Regions from separate parts of the Homo sapiens genome. Here region 1 is linked to region 2. Evidence: chromatin contacts called from ENCODE Hi-C or POLR2A ChIA-PET data. All regions are on one chromosome and are shown on one strand. Each heading gives the region's core, a stretch centred on a gene start or an enhancer-like site at or near the end of the contact. The rest is flanking DNA. Distances are from core to core; before and after follow the strand shown.

Region 1 (3,809 bases), core at 532-3,031, 75 kb after region 2:
TTCTGGAGACTAGTAGTCTGAGATCAAGGTGTTCACAGGACCATGTTTTCTGAAACTCTGGGTAGAATCCATCCTTGCCTGTTCCTCGTTCCTAATGGTGGCCATCAATTTTTGGCATTCACAAGCTTGTAGCTGTGCTATGCCAATCTCTGCATCAGTCATCGCATAGCATTCTCCCTGTGGGTCTTTATCTTCATGTGATGTTTTCTTCTTCTTATAACAACACCAGTCACATTAGATGAGAGCACATACTAATGACCTCATCTTAACTTGATTGCACCTGCAAAGGTACTATTCCCAAATAAGGTCACATTCATAACTACCAGGGGTTAGAACATCTGCATATCTTTTGGGGAACATAATAACCCACAACAGGCTAATATTACTATATCCACTTTTTGGAGGTAGAAACTGAGGCTCAGAGAAACCAAGAGATTTATGTAACATCACTGTGGTGAATCAATGCCATAATGGCCCCAATATTTTTCCTGCCTCTCTGAATCTATCTGTTGGTAGTACATTTCCCTGCTGATGCTGGGCTTGGCCATGTGACTTGCTTCAGCCAATAGGACAGAGCAAGTGTGATGCCAGCAGAGGCCTGGAAAGTGCTTATGCACTAGGATTTCTTCTCTTGCATACTCTGGAACACCGTGACCATTGAGTGAATAAACCTAGGCTAGCGTGTTAAGTGATGCGTGACCATGTGGAGAGAGACTCCAATCATTCTCATGTCACTATATGAAATCAATCAGCACCAGCCAAACCTCCAGCTGACCACAGATGCATGACCAAACCCCACCAAGATCAGGCAAGCTCAACCTGAATCAGCAGAACCCTTAGTTGATCCATAGATTCATGAACAATTATGAGTGAATGGTTGTTTTGAGCCACAAAATTTGGGAGAGGTTTGTTACACAGAGAAAACTGATACAGTCACATAGGTGTTAAATGGCAGAGCTGGAACGTGTAATCACTATGTGACCTGTTCATACCACACAGTTCTGAATCAATGGGATGGTGATTCATAATTTTCCTGTTGGCCACAACATGAGTTTCCCATGTGTCCACCAGCATCGAGCCAATATACAGAGCCTGTAACTATATTAACTTAAATATTTTGCTTTCCTTCTTTTTATTCCTCCTTCTCTAAATTATGAATAGAAAGTTATGAGTTTGCCCTTTAATTATGTGCTTTCTGGCTATGAAGAGATTGACTAAAATCTATGGTGTTAGTGGTGAAGTAAGCAAGAAAAGGAAGAGAATGAAGGCTCTGTAGGTGAAAGAACAGTCATCTTAAAAACCAGTCAGTTGGCCCAGTGTAATGTAGCATTTGCCTGCCTCAGTTGCGTCCCAGGGCAGACGGAGAGTTTAATCCTTGCCCCTCTCATATGAAATAGGCCACCACTAGGATCCTCAATATATTTCTTTTTTTAATCTCTCTCTCTCTTCTGCAGGCTTATGGGTGGAATGCAAGCTATTGGAAGTATTTGAAGATGTGACCAAGGAAGCTATGAGAATTGGAAATGAGGCAGTTGTTTAGAAACGGGCTGATGTGCTTGTGGTAAGGTGGAAGGAGGAAGGCAGATGAGGAAAGGAATGTGCAACTGAAGCAATTAGCTGTTACTATGTAACGAACCATCCCAAAACGTAGTGACATAAAACAACAACCATTTGTTATTTCTCATGCGCTTACATTTCTACTAGGAAGTTCTGCAAATCTGGATTGGTCTTGGCTGATCTTGGCAGGGCTTGTTCTGGCATCCACTCTCAGCTGCTGAATTAGCTCTCAGTTCCTGGTTCAGGGTGGCCTTGGCTTGGATGACTTGGCTCTGCTCCATGTATCTTTCACATCCTTCCAGCAGGCCAGCTCAAGCCTGTTCTCTAGATTGTGGCAAGGATCCAAGGGAAAGAGAGAAAGCCAAAATGTTCATGCCCTTTTTTGAGCCACTTTTTTCAATGAGTTGGCTACTGTCTCCCTAGCTAAACACATCTCAGCCAAGCCCAGAACCAGTATGGAAGGTCACTAACCAAAGCTGTGGGTAAATGGAGGCATGGAAATCTGTGACCTTTAATGCAATCATCTACAATAACAAGCCAATGACCATGAAGCTGGACAGAGAAATAGATTCCTGGGAGGAAGAATAGCAAAATGTCTGGAGTAAGAGGAAGTAGGGTATTTCAGGGAACTCAGCAAACAGTGTGATGACAAAATGAAAGCACAGTCATGCAATCAGCACCTGGGTAAATATTTAGGTTGGAGTCTGTGTTGACCCAGTCTGCAGGTAACCCTCAGCCTGGCCCAGCATTTCACTGCCCTCCTACTACTTACCCAGAAACAACTCTCCTGTATTGATTAAGCAGGAAAGAGGAAACTCTCCTGGAAGACACAAGGGCAGATCCAAGCAGGAGCTAAGGTTTTCCAGAATGTGGTCTTAGGTCTGTGAATGGCTTTTGGACAGAGGCACAGCTGAACATTCCCATGGTTTCTGTGACTTTAGAATCACTACCACCTCTTGACTATGCACCTCTTGACTAATTTCTATTTCTCAAATTATAGAATAAAAAATGCTGATTCTAAGGATAAAAACACAACAAATAATCCAAAAGTATATAAGATGAAAAATAATAGTGTGAGTTCTATTCCATTCTCCAGAGAGTAACAACTGCTCTCAATTTGGGCACTTCCTTTCTGTCTTCTTCCTGCACATGTACTTTTTGCATATGTCCTTTGCACGTTCTTAACCATACTTGGGTAATGATGCCAACATCACAAGCATAACTTTCTGACAGCCCAGAAAGCCAACCTTGTCTTCTTCCTTGTTCAACCCTTGTGCCATTTTGCCCTAACCAGAAAAATACTCCACTTGGTAATGATTCTCTCTCTGTGTCTGTGAAAAATAACATTGGAAAGTCTAATGTGGAAATGTTGAACCAGGCTGGGCATGATGGTTCATTCCTGTAATCCCAGGACTTTGAAAGACCAAGGTGGAAGGATGGCTTGAGCCCAGGAGTTCAATACCAGCCTGGGTAACATAGTAAGACTCCCATCTCTACAAAAAATTAAAATTAACCAGGCATGGTGGCATATGCCTGTAGTCCTAGCTACTCAGGAGGCTGAGGTGGGAGGATGGCTTGAACCAGGAGGTCGAGGCAGCAATGAGCCATGATTGTGCCACTGCATTCCAGCCTGGGTGACAGAGTGACAGCCTGTCTCAAAAAAGAAAAGAAAAGATACAAAAGAAATATTGAATCAAAAAATATAGGTAAAAGTGAAACAAAAGGAAATTTAAAAATAAATATGTATCAATAGATAAAAAATGGTAAAATGAACAAGATGTGGAAAATGTTGTAGTCTCTACATCTGGCCTAATATTTAATCTAAGAATCTAATGCAAATTTCTTACATCATGAATAAATATGGATGATGGGCCTACAGATCAGATACATTTTAATAATGAGCAGACTAAGTGAGGCCTCATACCTCTCATCTCCATGTGTAACCTAATTAATCGGGCCATTTCAGTTGCAGAACACTCACTTCCATAACTGTCTTCTACTTCAGAAGTGTGTGTTTCAGTTAGAATTTGATTTGGGTGCAGATGCCTATGATAGACAATGCAAACAGTGACTTAAAGAAATAAAAGTTTATATTCCTCTCACATAAAAAAAATTTAAATTTAAATAGTGCAGGGCAGATTTAGCACTCCACGGTGCCAAGAATATGAGCTTCTTTTATTTTGTTGCTCTTGGCCTTCACTTTATGGCTCAAAATGGCTGCTGAAACTCCAGACATCAAACCTGCATTCCAG
Region 2 (3,369 bases), core at 163-2,662:
ATTCCAGATTAATAATGGCCCAATTCCAAATCTGGAGGATTCCTGGCCTCTCTCTCTCTCTCTCTTTCAATGCAGTTGCTTACTTCCCTTAAGACTGGCTCTGAATATACAAGAAGGCAACTCCGGGATTCTGGCCTTTAAGATGCAAGACCATGGGTAACCATACAAGCAACATCATGGGCTTTCCAGTTGGTTGAGCCATTATTTCAGCCTCTACTTTGTATCTCATAGCTTCACATTTCTTTGCTTTCCAAGTCTGGATTTAGAGGTGGGCCTTGTCTAGAAAGCCAGGTCTACCTTTTTTCAGGCAAAAAGTTTCATTAACCACTGTGGCTTAGAATAATATTTATGTAATAAAATATTTACTAGGTATTGAATGCATGCTATATGCCACTATACAGATGAAGAAATGGAAGTTTAGATCTGAAGATTAACTTGCCCAGATTTATGTGGCCAGCTCTTGCCACAAACCAACCAAGGATTTAGTGAGTCAGACATGAGCCTGACTCTGCACGTATCCTACAAGTCATAGCATTCCCTACCCTGGTTTTGCTGACCCCAGGCTCTAGCACTGGATTTATCCTTGGTTCTCTTACTGAGTGCTCTAGTACTTTCCTAGTTGAGCCCCTGACACCCATCCTCTGTCAACTCATTTTCCCCAGGAGCTGACACCTGCTCCTCAAAGTATGTCTTCAACTTCTACCTGCCATTTTTCACAGAGACACATGGAGAATTTGCCCCAAATACACATCTCTAGGGACTTTCTGCTTCAATGCCCTGCCCTCCTCCTGCCAGACTGAACCATGGCAATGGGGCCTAAAATTCTCAATGCTATCTTAGGTTGGGTTCCCCAGAAGCAGAACCCAAGAAAGGGAAAATCAGGCACACATTGCTTCAGTCCTCTTGAGGAAAGACTCTCAAAAGAAGCATCTAAAAGAAGAAAAGCAGACAGGACAACTAGGGTAAGAAGCCAAGCAAAGATGCGTGCTCAGGAAAAATCTAAACCTGGCCTGATATGAGAGAGGATCTGGAGCATAAATTACAACACTGACATGATGGTCCTCATCATTAAGACAAGGTGGTTCGCCTTTTGTACTCCTGTATCAGCCAGTCATTGCCATAGACTTCTCCTGATAAAACCATTTAGGGAGTGTAACTTTCTGGGCATTAACTTAGGGTGATACTTGGGGAAGAGGACCTCTGTTAGCTTTTAGCAGTCAATACAGCAGCTGGAGGCTAGAGCCCCTGCTCATCCACCAGCATCTACTACAAGTGCCTGGGCCTTGGGCAATGAACGTGGGACTTCAGCAATCAGATCCCTTTTCTCATCCCACCTTCCTGCTCCTGGCCTCCTCCTACTCCCCATCATCCTGTGTGGCTGGGGCCCCCCCATGCCATGTGCCTATCCACAGGCTCCTGGATTTTAGTACCTGCTCAGAGTCCACTGCATTGGCGCCTGACACTTTATTAGTGTTCTAAAGCTTTGTTTACAGTTACCAGGACTCTCTAGATAGCAGCAAAAAGTCAACAAGGAAATAAAACTCCACCAGCTGGTGTATTTGTTGGGGATAAACTCACCACACAGGAAACAGCTGGGTACATGCTCACAAACGTCAGTACCTTGCTGGTCCCAAAGGCTCATCTGAAGTTGCAAGTTTGAATCCCCCTTTCCAAGCTGGTCTGTTTATACGCACTCCTCCACACCTTCAGTTCCTTTACACCATGTGAGCCTCAGGAAGCTGAGGCAGTAATGAGCTTTGAAGCTGTTCTACTGCCTGTGACAGCCCACAGGCCAGTCATTTGATCCAATTGCTTGATGCTACCTCCAGCAGCCTCTTGGCAAAATCTCTGCCATTATATACCATTGTTTCCTTACTCTAAAGCTCACATCTTCTCATGCTGAAGTCTATATGCTTCCTAGTGTATGAAAGTAACACTTTAATGTAGCCCTGAAGAAAACTGTCCAGCCCATCTGGACATCTGCCAGTCACTAGGAAGAGAATAGATTTTTCAGGCACAAATGTTAGCATACTAAGGAGTAGAAGGCTGAAGGCCATCTTCACTGACTTTATAGTCAGTGCGTTCTTTGTTCAGCAAAACTTAGCTCCTAGTCCTGAGCCAATTCCAAAATGCTGAATTTCATCCTTCCACTACTTTGAAAGCATTTAAGGTCTAATGAAAGGGATTAGGCCTGGAATTGGTGCCAGAAATTAAAATGAAGGCATAATTTGCATGTTTTGACAATACCTTCACACTTACACCCATGCCATGCTTTCTTAAACACTCTTGAAAATATGTGAGAATCAAGATTTCATAATCCACTTCTTCTGGAATGCCATGTAGAAACATTCTCATTTTGCTTTCTCCCTGCCTTCTGATTTTACTCACAGGCTTAATAATCACTGTAAGGATGGGGTAGCCATAAACAGCAGAGCATTGAGCTTTAGTGCACTCAGATGTTTGTGTATTTCCCCATTTACCTTGTATATAAAGCCATGCTAAGATTCGCAGTTAATGCTGGAGCTCACCTTGAAAATAGCACCATCTTTCTCCTGAAGATGCTCAAACTCCAGGTAGTAACCTCAGGTTGTATCATAGCTCCTTCAGGGTACCTCACTGTTTTTAATAAGCACATGATAAAGATAATGTCTTCCTCGATTCTAGTGGTATTTCTTAACAAAAGCCTAAGCTGCACCAGGATGAGGTGTTGTAATATTTTCACAAGTGTTAAAAAGGATTACTGCTCTTCCTAATATTGGTCAATGTGCCCAGATGGAGACTATTGCTTTTGCGCATAACGTCTAAGCTTCTTTGCCAGCGCACAATTGTTTAAGAAACCACTTTTCTTGCTATGCCCTGATAATCTTGCCTCTTGAATAACTCATTTCCATCAAGAGCAGGACAGAATCAGAACAGCATGGACAAGGATAATCTCTAAAATGTGGTTTCAAATGGAGAAGTATGATATGGTTTGTCAGAGGCCTGGAAGGTGCACATTGTTTAGTAGGTTGACCCAAAGCCATCCTCAAGAGGTAGGATGGGTTTTTTTGTGTGTGGTTTTTTTTTTTTTGGTTTGTTTGTTTTGTTTTGTTTTGTTTTGTCTTTTGAGACAGAGTCTCACTCTGTCACCAGGCTGGAGTGCAGTGGAGCAATCTCAGCTCACTGCAACCTCCGCCTCCCGGGTTCAAGTGATTCTCCTGCCTTAGCCTCCCGAGTAGCTTGGACTACAGGCTCACGCCACCACATCCAGCTAATTTTTGTATTTTTAGTAGAGATGGGGTTTCACCATGTTGGCCAGGATGGTCTTGATCTCTTGACCTCATGATCCACTCGCCTCGGCCTCCTAAAGTGCTGGGATTACAGGCATGA

Evidence for each region. Hi-C counts contacts between places; a loop is a spot of excess contacts on that map. ChIA-PET counts read pairs that join two places held with the same protein, here RNA polymerase II (POLR2A).
Region 1: a map of right lobe of liver shows a loop between it and region 2 (4-fold over the local background). The contact joins two enhancer-like sites. A Hi-C loop is called at or near these places in 3 of 168 maps with a recorded cell type or tissue (mammary epithelial cell, pancreas and right lobe of liver). POLR2A ChIA-PET finds 5 or more read pairs at or near these places in 2 of 52 experiments (activated CD4-positive, alpha-beta T cell and common myeloid progenitor, CD34-positive).

The regions. Positions count from the first base shown.
Region 1 is chr20:10,184,115-10,187,923 of GRCh38, forward strand. All of the region lies in intron 2 of SNAP25-AS1 (SNAP25 antisense RNA 1), which reads right to left. The region is part of intron 2 of LOC105372524 (a long non-coding RNA gene); the gene reads left to right. Among named protein-coding and RNA genes, the nearest start is that of SNAP25, 33 kb to the right of the region's middle. Within about 2 kb of position 1,782, at least 4 of the 41 ENCODE cell types and tissues checked have a DNase peak (open chromatin) inside an H3K27ac peak, as active enhancers do; they include right lobe of liver, where a contact is called at or near this core.
Region 2 is chr20:10,109,864-10,113,232 of GRCh38, forward strand. All of the region lies in intron 2 of SNAP25-AS1 (SNAP25 antisense RNA 1), which reads right to left. Among named protein-coding and RNA genes, the nearest start is that of ANKEF1, 77 kb to the left of the region's middle. Within about 2 kb of position 1,413, at least 2 of the 41 ENCODE cell types and tissues checked have a DNase peak (open chromatin) inside an H3K27ac peak, as active enhancers do; they include right lobe of liver, where a contact is called at or near this core.